Linked DNA regions of Homo sapiens: region 2 is linked to region 1. A link is a contact called in ENCODE Hi-C or POLR2A ChIA-PET data. All regions are on one chromosome and are shown on one strand. The core of a region is the stretch at or near the end of the contact, and the rest is flanking DNA. Distances in the headings are between cores, read along the strand shown.

The links. Hi-C counts contacts between places; a loop is a spot of excess contacts on that map. ChIA-PET counts read pairs that join two places held with the same protein, here RNA polymerase II (POLR2A). Pooled maps may share reads with other maps.
Region 2: a loop to region 1 is called in a pooled map, with 3 times the contacts of the local background. The contact joins the enhancer-like site here to the promoter of OPN1SW in region 1. A Hi-C loop is called at or near these places in 3 of 168 maps with a recorded cell type or tissue (endothelial cell of umbilical vein, gastrocnemius medialis and testis) and 3 of 50 pooled maps. POLR2A ChIA-PET finds 5 or more read pairs at or near these places in 3 of 52 experiments (AG04450 and WTC11).

What each region holds. Positions count from the first base shown.
Region 1 is chr7:128,771,575-128,779,026 of GRCh38, reverse strand. OPN1SW (opsin 1, short wave sensitive) reads left to right here and starts at 3,233. Exons shown (of 5, transcript NM_001385125.1): 1 at 3,233-3,588; 2 at 3,873-4,041; 3 at 4,364-4,529; 4 at 5,139-5,378; 5 at 6,368-6,542. The coding sequence starts at 3,246. The coding sequence ends at 6,487. It overlaps CALU (calumenin), which reads right to left. Exons shown (of 7, transcript NM_001219.5): 7 at 5,627-7,452. RefSeq lists cis regulatory regions at 2,767-3,236, 2,137-3,236, 1-3,236, 1-3,236, 2,245-3,239 and 1 more.
Region 2 is chr7:128,881,865-128,889,316 of GRCh38, reverse strand. It overlaps KCP (kielin cysteine rich BMP regulator), which reads left to right. Exons shown (of 40, transcript NM_001366122.1): 22 at 278-454; 23 at 2,017-2,102; 24 at 2,351-2,441; 25 at 2,580-2,662; 26 at 2,760-2,853; 27 at 4,047-4,220; 28 at 4,454-4,536; 29 at 5,195-5,315; 30 at 7,301-7,380. Among named protein-coding and RNA genes, the nearest start is that of SPMIP1, 19 kb to the right of the region's middle. RefSeq lists enhancers at 3,999-4,598, 4,823-5,082, 5,533-5,642 and a silencer at 5,388-5,682. Within about 2 kb of position 5,541, at least 3 of the 41 ENCODE cell types and tissues checked have a DNase peak (open chromatin) inside an H3K27ac peak, as active enhancers do.

The DNA of each region.
Region 1 (7,452 bases), core at 1,984-4,483:
TAATACTGTCCTCACACCTTCCCAGACAGTGCCCTCCCACCCTGTTCCCCCCATGACTCAGGCAATCTGACTGGACCCTTAGCTGGCTCTCCCCAGTAACCTCCACCAGGACTCCCACCTGCGGCCGAGTGTTTGTGTGGGATGTGCATGTGTGCGCATGCACATGAGAGTGGCGGTCTTTCGGAAATAATTAAGTCAGCTGGGCACAGTGGCTCATGCCTGTAATCCCAGCACTTCGGGAGGCCGAGGTGGTCAGATCACCTGAGGTCAGGAGTTTGAGAACAGCCTGGCCAAAATGGTGAAACCCTGTCTCTACTAAAAATGCAAAAATTAGCTGGGCATGGTGGCACAGACCTGTAATCCCAGCTACATGGGAGACTGAGGCAAGAGAATCACTTGAACCCAGGAGATGGAGGTTGCAGTGACCTGAGATTGGCTCAGATCCTACTGAGGAGATGCTGGAGACAGGAGAGAACTATTTTGTTTTGCTTCAGGTTTCATTGATTTTTCTCCATTCTTTATTCATTTTTAATTTCAATGTTTTCTGCTCTGCTTTTTAGTATCTGCCCCTATTTATTTTAGATTTGATTCACCCTTTCAGCTTCTCAAGGTGAAAGTTTAAATTTTAAACATTTATTGTCTAGTATAAATACTTAAAGCTATAAATTTTTCTCTAAGTACTGCTTTAGCTGACTCCTTCAATTTCTAATACTTTTTTGTTGTTATTCAGCTGAAATTCTTTCAGTTTTTCCTTATGATTTCTCTTTTGACTCACAGGATATTTAGATGTATATTGCTTATTCATAAGTGTTTGGGGGATTTTCCAGATATCTTTTTGTTATTGATCTATCTGTAAGTTCACTGATCCTTTCTTCTGCTGTCCAATCTGCTGTTCAGCCATCTAGTAAATTCTTCATTTGACATGTTGTAGTTTTCAGTTCTGGAATTTCCATTTGGCTATTTTATTTTTCCCATTCTTCTGCTGAGATCCATTAACTCACGATGATCATTTTTTTCCTTCCAGTTCTTGAATATATTTATATCGCTGTTTGAAGTTTTTCCTGCTGGTGCCAACTTCTTGGGTCATCTCAGGTTCTGTTTCTATTGCTTGCTTTTTCTTTTGGCTATGACTCATATTTTCCTGTGGGTTTTTTTTTTCTTTCACACGCCTTTTAATTTTTCATTGTATATTAGACATTGTAGATAGTGAACTTTAGAAACTGGGTTATCTTCCATTGAGGGGTGTTGATTTTTGTTCTAATAAGCAATTAACTTACTAGTTGATCACCTTGAACCCGCTGAGGCTTGGTTTTATCTTTTGCTAGTATGAGTCAGCTTTGGCTTTGACCTTACTCTCAGAACAAATATTTAGTCCTGGGATATAGATTTTAGCTCTATGGTGTGGCCTTTTGGGAGTTTCAAGTAGAAAGCCCTAAGTGTTTACCCAGACCCTCTGACTTGGGATTCAAATTCAAACTCTTTCTCTGCTACAGTGGGTAACAGTCAAAATCTGCTTAGCTCTTTCAGACCTCCAGTGGTTGTCTTTTACTGGGCTCTTGGAAATTCCTCCATCCACAGTTCAGCAGTCAGCCTATGATTTGAGGGGAGTTTATATGCAGATTTAAAGACTTTGCCTTCTGTGGCTTCTTTCATTCCAGGAAATCCACCTTCAGCTGTTCTGGAGTCCCAAACTGTCCTCTGTCTCCTGTCCTCTGTCCTCTGACTCTTCAAGCCAAAAAAGGCTGGGGCTTTCTGCTCAAGTTCTAGCTATCCTGTGCCATTTATACTCGGGAGTACACTCAGGGAAAAAAAAAAACAACAATGTAGATGGTTCTTTTCATTGAAGAGTTGAGTTCCTTTCAGTTTCTGCCTGCTTTGGATACTTTAGGTGTTTTCAAAAAGTTGTTTTTCATATTGTGTCCAGTTTACAATTTTTTTGCCTAAGGGGGCATTCATCTAATAAACTATTCTGCCATTACTGGACCATCCTTTCACTTTTAAACTTACTTATACCTAAAGTGTGTCACTTTTAACTCATCTATATATATAGTCTCGCTCTGTCCCACAGGCTGGAGTGCAGTGGCGTGATCTCGGCTCACTGCAGGCTCCGCCTCCCGGGTTCACGCCATTCTCCTGCCTCAGCCTCCCAAGTAGCTGGGACTACAGGCGCCCACCACCACACCCAGCTAATTTTTTGTATTTTTAGTAGAGACGGGGTTTCACCGTTAGCCAGGATGGTCTCGATCTCCTGACCTTGTGATCCACCCATCTCAGCCTCCCAAAGTGCTGGGATTACAGGCTTGAGCCACCACGCCCGGCCAACTCATCTATATATTTATGATCTGCTGAGGTGGAAAAGATTCATTCATAAAGCCTAAAGTGTAGTACTGAGTACAAGTGCAGGTGGAACTTAAAGCAGAGTTGGTGTCACTGGGGTGGGCTGCACAGAAGAGGTGTTTGTGAGGTAGGCTGTGAGGGCTAGATAAGACTTCAATGAACAGACAGGAGGAAGACTGTGGCGACTTGTTGAGCTAAGGGTAGGGGTAGGCATGAACATGGCGTAAGGACAGTGAACAGACCCACCTCCCTGGCTGGAGGTCTGAGTAGGAAAGGCACACTCTTTGAGTAGATTCAACACAAAGAAATGGAGGCAGCCTGGCTCAGGGATGCCCTAGACCTCTAGGCATTGTCAAGTTGCCTAAGTCCTGTTCCATCAAGGCTGTTTACTGATGTGCTTCCAGGGCACTCCCCACTCCCAGCCCTTTCCTGCAGCCCAGGGCTGGTTCCTAGCCTCTCAGCAGACTTAAGATGGGCACCTTCCACAAAGGGGCAGATGAGTTGAGGAAAACTTAACTGATACAGTTGTGCCAGAAGCCAAAATAAGAGGCGTGCCCTTTCTATAGCCCCATTAAAAGAACAAAAAAGTGGAAGCATCTTCAGTGAATATGGGTCAGCACCTCCCAGACCTCAGGGAGTCCACTTCTGTTCATCCCAGCACCCAGCATTGCATATCCAGATTATTTGAGCCCAATCTCTTATCCTCTGAAGAACACAATCGGCTTTGGGGCCACAAAAGGTTTAGGTAGTGGTTTAGGGATTTCTAATCCCAAACTTTGTCCTTGGGAGGTTTAGGATTAGTATTGATCATTCACAGAGCCCAAGTGTTTTTAGAGGAGGGGTTTTGTGGGGTGGGAGGATCACCTATAAGAGGACTCAGAGGGGGGTGTGGGGCATCCATGAGAAAAATGTCGGAGGAAGAGTTTTATCTGTTCAAAAATATCTCTTCAGTGGGGCCGTGGGATGGGCCTCAGTACCACATTGCCCCTGTCTGGGCCTTCTACCTCCAGGCAGCTTTCATGGGCACTGTCTTCCTTATAGGGTTCCCACTCAATGCCATGGTGCTGGTGGCCACACTGCGCTACAAAAAGTTGCGGCAGCCCCTCAACTACATTCTGGTCAACGTGTCCTTCGGAGGCTTCCTCCTCTGCATCTTCTCTGTCTTCCCTGTCTTCGTCGCCAGCTGTAACGGATACTTCGTCTTCGGTCGCCATGTTTGTGCTTTGGAGGGCTTCCTGGGCACTGTAGCAGGTACTGCAGGGGAAAAAGGGGTTAGGGGAAGGCAAAGGTTGCTACTCCACTGGAGGGGGTTCCTAAAGAGGAGTCTGGGGGAAATGAGTCTGGTGCTTTTTAAAATACTGGGGTACAAAGCAACCCAGACTAGAAGTTTGGCTAAAATAGGATGTTTGAGTCTTCACTCCAAATGTCAGTCCAGCCCTGTCTCTCTGTGCTTGCTCCACCCGATCTGTTTGCCACTCTGCCAGCCAGGCTGGGTGGGGCTCTGTCTAGCCCATTATCCTCACATTTCACCACAGGTCTGGTTACAGGATGGTCACTGGCCTTCCTGGCCTTTGAGCGCTACATTGTCATCTGTAAGCCCTTCGGCAACTTCCGCTTCAGCTCCAAGCATGCACTGACGGTGGTCCTGGCTACCTGGACCATTGGTATTGGCGTCTCCATCCCACCCTTCTTTGGCTGGAGCCGGTGAGAGTGCAGGGCAGTGGTGCTGAGTTAACTAGGAGCTCAGGTTGATGTGGGTGGAAAGAGAGCTTGGGTATAACTATTTAGTCTTTGACCTCTACTTTTAAAGAGTTGCAATATGAGGCGAAAGGGCAGTGGGAGACAAGTGCTAACGTTTACTCTGCAGTTGGAATTGCTGTAGCTTCTCCCAGTCAGGACAGAAAACCCCCCTGCTTGAAGCCTTAGGGCATTCCGTGGGTTCTAAGTGGAGAACACAATCCAGGCATCTCAGCTCCCACTGCACTCTTGTGGAGAGTCCAGTGAGCAAGTGTTTGGTCCTTTGCAGGTTCATCCCTGAGGGCCTGCAGTGTTCCTGTGGCCCTGACTGGTACACCGTGGGCACCAAATACCGCAGCGAGTCCTATACGTGGTTCCTCTTCATCTTCTGCTTCATTGTGCCTCTCTCCCTCATCTGCTTCTCCTACACTCAGCTGCTGAGGGCCCTGAAAGCTGTGAGTGGCATTTGATAGTCAGGGAAGAAGGGGTTCGGGGCTCCACATGAGAAGGAAGAGTGCTCTGAAACATAAGATGCCTGGAAATGTCCATAGCCAGAGAGGGTATCTAAAAGCAGCAAAGGAAGTAGGAGGAGGGAGAATGATGGAGATCCAAAGGAACTAGGCCAGGAGATGGGACAGAAAAGAGGCAATCAGAGTGGATGCCCCCTCCCCCATCCCACAGAAAAGCATCCAGAGACCGGGCGCAGTGGCTCACGCCTATAATCCCAGCACTTTGGGAGGCCGAAGCAGACGGATCACCTGAGGTCAATAGTTCCAGACCAGCCTGGCCTACATGGCAAAATGCTAAAATGCGAAAATTAGCTGGGCATGGTGGTGTGTGCTTGTAACCCCAGCTACTCAGGAGGCTGAGACAAAAGAATCACTTGAACCCGGGAGGTGGAGGTTCAGTGAGCCGAGACTGCACCACTGCAACTCCAGCCTGGGCAACAGAGCGAGACTCGGTCTCAAAAAGAAAATTAAAAATTAAAAATTAAAAAAAAAAAAAAAAAGCATCCAGAGGGCCAGGAAAAAGAGAGATGTGATGCTTTCCGTGCTCCACCCCAGGTTGCAGCTCAGCAGCAGGAGTCAGCTACGACCCAGAAGGCTGAACGGGAGGTGAGCCGCATGGTGGTTGTGATGGTAGGATCCTTCTGTGTCTGCTACGTGCCCTACGCGGCCTTCGCCATGTACATGGTCAACAACCGTAACCATGGGCTGGACTTACGGCTTGTCACCATTCCTTCATTCTTCTCCAAGAGTGCTTGCATCTACAATCCCATCATCTACTGCTTCATGAATAAGCAGGTAAAGCTCTTTATTCACATTCCTATGGTCCAGAAGACCCTGGTTCTTTTCTCACCATTGACTTTTAACTCAGAGCACCCTGGACTCTACCCAGGTTTCTAGTAGACGAGGGAAGCCACAAAACCCCCGAGTAGGTTGGGAAGCCTTTGGTAAGCACAGGGAGGAAGGCACGGTTATCAAGACGAGAAAATAGAACCCCGGAGGAAAGAACTTGAGTCAGGAAAATGAAGTTGCTCCAAAGAACAGGATGAATGAAAGCATTTTATTGAAAAACTCGTGCAGCAAACCACCATGGCACACGTTTACCTATGTAACAAACCTGCACATCCTGCACATGTATCCTGGAACTTAAATAAAATTAAAAAAATAAAAATAAAAACTCAGATTCCTCTCAATTTTCAGTCCTTGCATTTAATAATTTCTTAATCATTTCCCTTCCAACTTTTAGCCTGCACGAGCATGTGTGAAGCACAGAAATCATACCACATGCAAAAATCTCTAAAATATCTTATCATCTGAAGGTACTGGGGGATTTCCTATCCCATCTGAAATCCGAGCTAATAAACACCAAACCCTAAGTGGCAAAAACCCTACTTTCAGATGGTATTGTTTCCTCAATCCCAGAGGTAGACTCAAAACTAATTTGAAACCTCCCTGGATAGAAGAGAATTGGCAGTCCTTTCCAGCTGGGAGCACCTGCTAGTAATGGAGGGGCCTCTGCTGACAGTGCTTTTATGAAGCAGGATGGTTTGTGAATTTACCAACAGTGAGGTCTCAGACTTGACCAGTTTAGGATTACCGTAGACCCAGGAGTAGTTCTAGACTGGAATCTAGATAGTTTTCAGGATGGGGAAGATAGATTCAAAACCACCTAAGGGCATTCTGGGTACAAAGCATTGTGCAAGGCTTTGGTGATACAGAGAATAAGGTCTTTTTTCCCATACTTCCTCATCTGCCAAGGTTATCTCCAATTGTACCTTTCTCTCCAGTTCCAAGCTTGCATCATGAAGATGGTGTGTGGGAAGGCCATGACAGATGAATCCGACACATGCAGCTCCCAGAAAACAGAAGTTTCTACTGTCTCGTCTACCCAAGTTGGCCCCAACTGAGGACCCAATATTGGCCTGTTTGCAACAGCTAGAATTAAATTTTACTTTTAAGTAAGTTTCTATTGTCTCCGTCAGAAACCAAACTACTAAAAACACAAAAAAGATGGTAAAAGGAGTGATGGCAGTTTGGGGAGTCAATTTTTCATTTTCTTACTATTGCCTTCTTGCCTACAAAGCTACTGTTTCCACTGGTCTATTTCAGACCACCCAAAGGCCATTTCAACAATCATCAGTTTCTACTCCTAAGTGGCACCATTCACAGCACTTGGAGAACTGATTTCTACATACAAGGCAACCAAAAAGGAATATGCTTTAAGTTTTCAGTGTATGGATACTTTCCTTTTTAGTAACTTTTTTTTTTTTTCCTGCTGGGGATCCATTCTGAGATGATATATGCTGAATTAGAACAAACTTAAGAAAACACTTTAGAAATGGGAGAGACATAAAGAAAAAACAAAACAAAACAAAAAAAAAAACAAAAAAAACTCAGTGGCCCCAAATATGAGTTTGAAAGAACTTTTGGATAACTGCTACAGCTTTGGCAGGAACAGCCATGTCCACAAGCCCCTGAGCAAGCACAAATTATTCCAGGTGCTTCCTCCCCGTTGCATTTGGCTAAACCTTTATATTTGTCTTAAACTGTGTGTTTACTAAAGTTAATAGTTTAATTCTCTCGAGGTTCTCAAAATGAATTTGCATGTTTTAATAACATTTGTAAACAATACCAAAATGTTAAACAAAATTGTTTTACCTTATGCTCTATAGATAAACGTGTGTGTACATTCAGAATCGCTTGTGTTTGGTATCAGATAATTATATAACGAGCAGCAGGTCTCTCCAGTTATACGGCCTAATGGAAGTAAAAAAGGGTTATGGCTGTGGTGAGAAGGATGCTAGAAAATACCAGAAAACAGGGAGAAAAGAATAATCATTTAGGAGAAGGCAGTGCTGTCTCTGAGTTTGGG
Region 2 (7,452 bases), core at 4,292-6,791, 110 kb before region 1:
ACCCCAGGGGCAGCAGATTCCTTGTGGGTGTTTTTCTACAAATTAAACAGGAAGGTTTTTTGCAGGATAAAGGGGAGAAAGTTTGCCTTTTGGCCAATCCAAACCCCGCCCCCCTCACGACTGCTTTGCCCCCTGGGCTTGGCCTGTGACCCCCCAGCCCCCACGCTAGATCTTTGAGATCTTGGATGCATAACAGGCCCAAGCTCAGAGCCTATGACCACTGCCCTCTCATCCCTTTCTGTCCCTCCCCTCGGCCTCTCTGTCTCTTCTCTGAAAGGCTGTGAGTACCTGGGGGAGTCCTACCTGAGTAACCAGGAGTTCCCAGACCCCCGAGAACCCTGCAACCTGTGTACCTGTCTTGGAGGCTTCGTGACCTGCGGCCGCCGGCCCTGTGAGCCTCCGGGCTGCAGCCACCCACTCATCCCCTCTGGGCACTGCTGCCCGACCTGCCAGGGTAGAGCCACACCTGCCCTTCCATTCCCCCTGCTGGGGCTCCCGGGGTGCCTTTCTCACCGATTCCACTTTCCTCCCAGCCCTCCCACTGCCTGCCGCTCCACCATACTTTTCTCTCACTCTCCGACTCCCTCACCTTTGATAGAGGTCCCGGGCACGGCTGTGTGTTTGTATGTATGTGTGTGTGTATGTGTGGCTCTGTGTGTGTGTGGCTGTGTATGTGTGTGTGTCTGTATGTGTGTGTGTGTGTCTGGCTGTGTGTGTGTGGCTCTGTGTGTGTGTGGCCGTGTGTATATGTGTGTGTATGTATGTGTTGCTGTATGTGTGTATGTGTGTATCTGTGTGTGGCTGTGTGTGTTGGCCTGTGTGGGTGTATCTGTGTATCTGTGTGTGTGTGTTGCTCTGTGTGTGTGTGGCCGTGTGTATATGTGTGTGTATGTGTTGCTGTATGTGTGTATGTGTGTATCTGTGTGTGGCTGTGTGTGTTGGCCTGTGTGTTTGGGTGTATCTGTGTATGTGTGTGTGTGTGTGTGTGTTGCTCTGTGTGGGTGTATCTGTGTGTGTGTGTTGCTCTGTGTGTGTGACAGTGTATGTGTGTCTGTGTACGTGTGTGTGTGACCGTATGTGTGTCTGTGTATCTGTGTGTGTGGCTGTGTATCTGTGTGTGTATGTGTGACTGTGTGTATATGTGTGTTTGTGTGGCTGTGTATGTGTGTGTGGCCCTGTGTGTGTGTGTGTGTGTGTATGGCTGTAGCTGTGTGTATGTGGGTATGTGTGTGTGTGTCTGTATTTGTGTCTGTGTATGTGGGATGTGTGTGTGTGTGTGTGTATGTGTGTGTGTGGCTGTGTGTGGGTGTGTATGTGGGGGGGTCTCTGTGTGTGGGTGTGTGTGCATCTGTGTATGTGGGGATGTGTGTGTGGCTATGTGTTTGTATGGCTGTGTGTGTGGGTGTGTATGTGTATGTGTGTGCGTGGCTATGTGTATGTTTGTGTGGCTGTGTGTAGGTGGGTATGTGTGTATGTGTGTGTGTGTGTGTGTATGTGGCTGTGTATATGGGTATGTGTGTATGTGGGTGCGTGTATGTGTGTGTGTGGCTGTGTGTTTATGTGTGTGTGTATGAGAGTGTGGGTGTGGCTGTGTGTGTCTATGGCTGTGTGTGTATATGGGTATATGTGTGTATGTGTGTGTGTGGCTGTATGTATATGTGGGTGTGGTTGTGTATGTATGTGTGTGTGGCTGTGTGTGGGGGGGTGTAGGTGTGGCTGTGTGTGTATGTGTGGAGGGGGAGGGGCTGTGTGTGTATGTGACAGTGGCAGTTCTGTTGATGGCAGGTTTTCTGTTGCACTCCCACCTGCTGTGTGTATATGCGTGTATGTATGTGTGTGGCTGTGTGTGTGTATGTGGTTGTGGGTGTGGCTGTGTATATGGGTATGTGTGTGTGTGGCTATGTGTGTGTCTGTGGCTGTGGCTGTGTATGTGTGGAGGGGGAGGGGCTGTGTGTGTGTGTGACAGTGGAGGTTCTGTTGATGGCAGCTCTTCTGTTGGACTCCCCGCTCTGCCAGGATGCCGCTACCATGGCGTCACTACTGCCTCCGGAGAGACCCTTCCTGACCCACTTGACCCTACCTGCTCCCTCTGCACCTGCCAGGTGAGGCAGCCCCTTTAGGACCTTGGTAACCTTTCCTCCCTTGATACTCCTCTCTGGCCAGGAAGAGGCTGTCTCCTCCACTCAGGTGGCAAGGGCTACACTCTGCCCTTCACATCTCATGGGACAGGACTGGGCTCAGGTGTCCCGGGCCAAGGGAGGGTGTTTGGGCCCCTGCAGGCTCAGTAGGGGCTCCAGCCCTGGGGAAATGTGCAGTCCAGTTGAGGGTGTGATGGGCCTCTCTCCCCCAGGAAGGTTCCATGCGCTGCCAGAAGAAGCCATGTCCCCCAGCTCTCTGCCCCCACCCCTCTCCAGGCCCCTGCTTCTGCCCTGTTTGCCACAGTGAGCTGCCTTCCTCATGCGCGGCCCCCATGCCCTTCCCCGCCTCTCCCTCCCCCTTCCCTTCCTGCCAGGCCTAAGGCTGGGCCGAGCAGGGCAGGGTGGCACAGGCCCCCCACCCAGGAGGTGTGTCCCCCACAGGCTGTCTCTCTCAGGGCCGGGAGCACCAGGATGGGGAGGAGTTTGAGGGACCAGCAGGCAGCTGTGAGTGGTGTCGCTGTCAGGTATAGCAGGAGGTGGGGGGTGTGGAGTGACAGCTGGACCATAGCACCTCTGGGCCCCAGCCTAGGCAGCGAGCCAGTGTCCCTGCATCTCCTACAGGCTGGCCAGGTCAGCTGTGTGCGGCTGCAGTGCCCACCCCTTCCCTGCAAGCTCCAGGTCACCGAGCGGGGGAGCTGCTGCCCTCGCTGCAGAGGTATGGCCGCCTGTAGCCCTACCCCTTGCTTCAGCCCCTTGGCCCTGTGTCCCTCTGTCCACCCCACCTCCCTCCCCTCAGCCAGCTCTTCTCCCACCTCCCTGCCCCAACAACTGGCCCTTGCATACACCCTTGCCACCTTCAGCTTCTCCTACCTCTCCCTGTCCGGGACTGCCCAGACCATCCCTCTTCCAGGTGCTGGTTAGAGTTCCCTCAAAGCTGCCTGTCTTGGGCTGGGTGCAGCGGCTCACATTTGCAATCCCAGCACTTTGGGAGGCCAAGGTGGGAGGATCACTTGAACCCAGGAGTTTGAGGCTGCAGTGAGCTGCATTTGCACCACTGTGCTCCAGCCTGGGCAACAAAGAAGACTCTGTCTAAAAAATAAAACAAAAAGCTGCCCCTCTTCCTAACCACACCCCATTCATCATCATCATCATCATCACCACCATCATCATCATCATCAAGATACCTGACATTCAGTGAGCAGGTAGCATGTGCCAGGCCCTGAGCACTTTACGTGTATTATCTCATTTAATCAGCACAACAACTTACCAGATAAGCACTCTTAGTCCTCCTATTTTACAGACGAGAAAGTGGAGGTACAGAGAGGTAGAGAAGGTGGCAGAGTCAAGATGGACACTTGGACCATCTGGCTCTGAACTTGAGCCTTTCTTAGCCTGCCCACTGCCCCCTCGTCCCACACCCTGCGCAGTGTGGTGGTGTTTCTACAGAACCACAGAACTGTCATAGCATTTCACTTGCTCTGGGAGGGAGGCAGGACAGAGGAAATCCCCATTTAACAGATGAGGAGACTGAGGCCCGGAGAGACTGAGTTACCTTGGGCACATGGTTAGCGATGGAGCCATTCACCTGGTCCACATGCATTTATGACACAGCTGCTGCATGCCAGGTCTGTGGCCGGTGCGGGCTGCACTGGGCAGTGCCTGCTGCCTGGAGCTTGGTCTTGAGAGCAGGTAGGAACAGAACAGGATTAGAACCCAGGTGTTCTGAACCCCTCCCAGTGCCTTTCCCCTCCACAACAGACAGGAGTTCTGCCCCATCGCACCTTCCCGCCATATCCCTGCAAACTCACTCCTGGCGCCACGTGCCTAGCTGACCACTGAGGGTGGGGGCCAGGAGCAGATGTCCAGATCTCAACCTCCGAGCTCGTCCCTGCCCACTTTGCACCACAGGCTGCCTGGCTCATGGGGAAGAGCACCCCGAAGGCAGTAGATGGGTGCCCCCCGACAGTGCCTGCTCCTCCTGTGTGTGTCACGAGGGCGTCGTCACCTGTGCACGCATCCAGTGCATCAGCTCTTGCGCCCAGCCCCGCCAAGGGCCCCATGACTGCTGTCCTCAATGCTCTGGTACTGGAAGCCTGGGGCGGGAGGGGAAAGGCGAGGAGGGAGCCCTGGGCCCACACCTCCCTGCCGCTGCTGGGCCGGGTGGCAGAGACAGGCAGTTGGAGAAGTGGCCTCCGTCCTTGTGCACACTCCACTCCCTGGGATCAGGGGGAGGCTGGAGATAGAGGACTCCACCCCTGCCTCGCTGCCAGCCTGAAGGACCCCTGGTCCCGTTCTGCTCTCACTCCACCCCAAAGACTGTGAGCATGAGGGCCGGAAGTACGAGCCTGGGGAGAGCTTCCAGCCTGGGGCAGACCCCTGTGAAGTGTGCATCTGCGAGGTAGGTGAGGGCACAGTGGTGGGGCTGGGGCACCTCGTCGGGGGGGAGTGGGCAGCATGGGATGAGGCCCAGCCAAGCTGGTCACTGCATGGAGCAGGCACTCTGGGGGCCAAAGGAGTGTATCCCTGTGGCCAGGAGACAAGGCAGGGTTGGGGCCAACAGGGCCAGGAGGTCTGGGTTTAGACAAGGAGCGCAGGTTCCAAGTGTGCAGGAGGCCGTAGGTGGCCCCCCTGGCTGCAGTGCAGGGCGGGTGTGTATGGCCGGAGAGCCACCTGGGACGTGGCTAGGGGTCATATTGTGGAGATTCTATTTGCAAGGCCATGGAAGGGCTTGGAGCAGGCAAATGACATCACAGGTCAGGGTACTAAGCCATGGGCCTGGGGAGGAGGATGGCATGAGCCTGCCGGAGGATCAAAGGTCACATGAGGGCTCAGGCCCAAGTGACTTAAAGGAGAAGGAGACATCATCTCAGAGACTAGGGCATGGGGTGAGGAGCACGTCTAGAAGACACTGAGTCTCTCTTCAGCCTTGAGTTCAGGGCCCAAGACATGTCCCGGAAGAGGCTGCAGCAGGCAGAGGGAGGGGCCGGAAGTCCCGGCCAAGGGCAGCTCTGGGTTTTTGTGGCCCAGGACCCACCGCTGCTCACTCATTCTTGTAGCCACAGCCTGAGGGGCCTCCCAGCCTTCGCTGTCACCGGCGGCAGTGTCCCAGCCTGGTGGGCTGCCCCCCCAGCCAGCTCCTGCCCCCTGGGCCCCAGCACTGCTGTCCCACCTGTGCCGGTGAGTCCAGGGATGTGGGGGTAGATGAGATATGAGGTTAGGGCTGCCACCCCCTGCCGCCCTTCCTCACCAGTCCCAGCCCCAGATTCTTCCTGACTCCAGTGGACTGTTCTGGAACCCTATGCCTGGCCGGCGAGGGCTGCACCATCCCTAAGGGAACTGGGGAAGCTGACAGGAACCCTTTGCCTCTCCGCAGCTGGGTGCAGTTTGTGGAGCATCTTGGCCAGCAGGTGGCGCTGCAGGGCGACAGTTGTGCTGAGACGTGAGGCCCAGGCAGGCAGGGGGTAGCCCAGCCACAGGGGTGGGCGAGCTTTTTTTGTTGTCGTTGTTAGAGTAAAAATTTATTAAGATTGGGGGGAAAAGTAAAGAAACAGTTTTATTTTTATTACAAATATTGAAAGATGGCCAATTTCTGTCTCCTGGATTTAATAGTTGTTTACCTAACACAGCCATTTTACATTTGTTGTGGAGGGAATTTTTTTCTGTTTCTGGTCCTATACCAACACTGAAATGATAACCTACCTTTGCAATACAGGTGAACGTTATCCTTACATAGAAAAAACAGGCCGAGGTTGGTAGCTCACGCCTGTAATCCCAGCACTTTGGGAGGCCAAGGTGGGAGGATCACAAGGTCAAGAGATCGAGACCATCCTGGCCAACATGGTGAAACCCCGTCTCTACTAAAAATACAAAAATTAGCTGGGCATGATGGGGCATGCCTGTAGTCCCAGCTACTCGGGAGGCTGAGGCAGGAGGATAGCTTGAACCCGGGAGGCAGAGGTTGCAGTGAGCTGAGATGGTGCCACTACACTGCAACCTGGCAACAGAGCGAGATTCTGTCTCAAAAAAAAAAAAAGAAAGAAAAAACATACTTTTTTTTTTAATGATAATCCTATTTTCTCCAATTTGGTTTTTTTATTTGGGTTTTGGTTTTTTTGAGACGGAGTCTCGCTTTGTCGCACAGGCTGGAGTGCGGTGGCACAATCTCGGCTCACTGCAACCTCTGGATTCGAGGGATTCACCTGCCTCAGCCTCCCGAGTAGCTGGGATTATAGGCATGCGCCATCAAGCCTGGCTAATTTTTGTATTTTTAGTAGAGATGGGGTTTTAACATGTTGGCCAGGCTGGTCTCGAACTCCTGACCTCAGGTGATCCACCCGCCTCAGCCTCCGAAAGAGCTGGATTACAGGTGTGAGCCACCTCGCCGACTTTTCTGTTTTTTGTTTGTTTGTTTGTTTGTTTGTTTTTTATGGTGGTAAGACACTAAAATGTACAATCCTAACCATTTTTAAGTGTACAGTTTGTGGTATTAAATACGTTCATAATGCTGTGCAGTCATCCCTGGCATCCATCAGGGAGGGCTGCTCTGATCAACACTTGCTAGGGGGTGCTTCAGGGGAAGGGAAGAAGACTAACATTGATTAAGCACCTGTTCCATGCCACAGACTGTACTTGGTGCTCTTAATAAAGTCTCTCGCTTCATTTTCATAGTTACCCAGTGAGGGAAGTATTATTAATCTCTTTTTACAGATTAAGAAACTGAGGCTCAGAGAGGTGGATTAATCCAACCTAATAAGCACAGGCACTGAGTGCTGGCATCAGGATTCGAACCCGGGATGCCTGGCTGTGTGCTTCCCTGCGCAGTTGTAGCCACACTGTATTACAGATAGCGGGAGGGAGAGCAGGCCGCAGACTGGCCATTTTTAGTGACCTCAGGCTAAGGAAGCCATGGTTGGTCTGTTTCCAGTCACCTTGCACCCCCACCCGGCCCCAAATAATAGCCTAGCAAAGTTTCTTTTAAAACGTGTAAACTTGACTGAATTGAAGAGAAAGAGGACTTATCCTCCCTGGAGTCAAGGTGCTGGGATATGGGTATGCTCAGGAGTTCGAGTTAGAAACCTGGGGACACAGTGCATGGGGACAGCTGGGATTTCCAGCCCTGTGCCCCTCTTTCTGTCCCGCACTCTGGATTCTTGTCTTCACAGAGGCCTTGAGTAACTGTTCAGAGGGCCTGCTGGGATCTGAGCTAGCCCCACCAGACCCCTGCTACACGTGCCAGTGCCAGGTGAGCCCTCCTGCCTTGGGGACTCACAGAGCCCCTCTTCTTCCTTCTCTGTGGGCTGTGGCTGCCACTCCT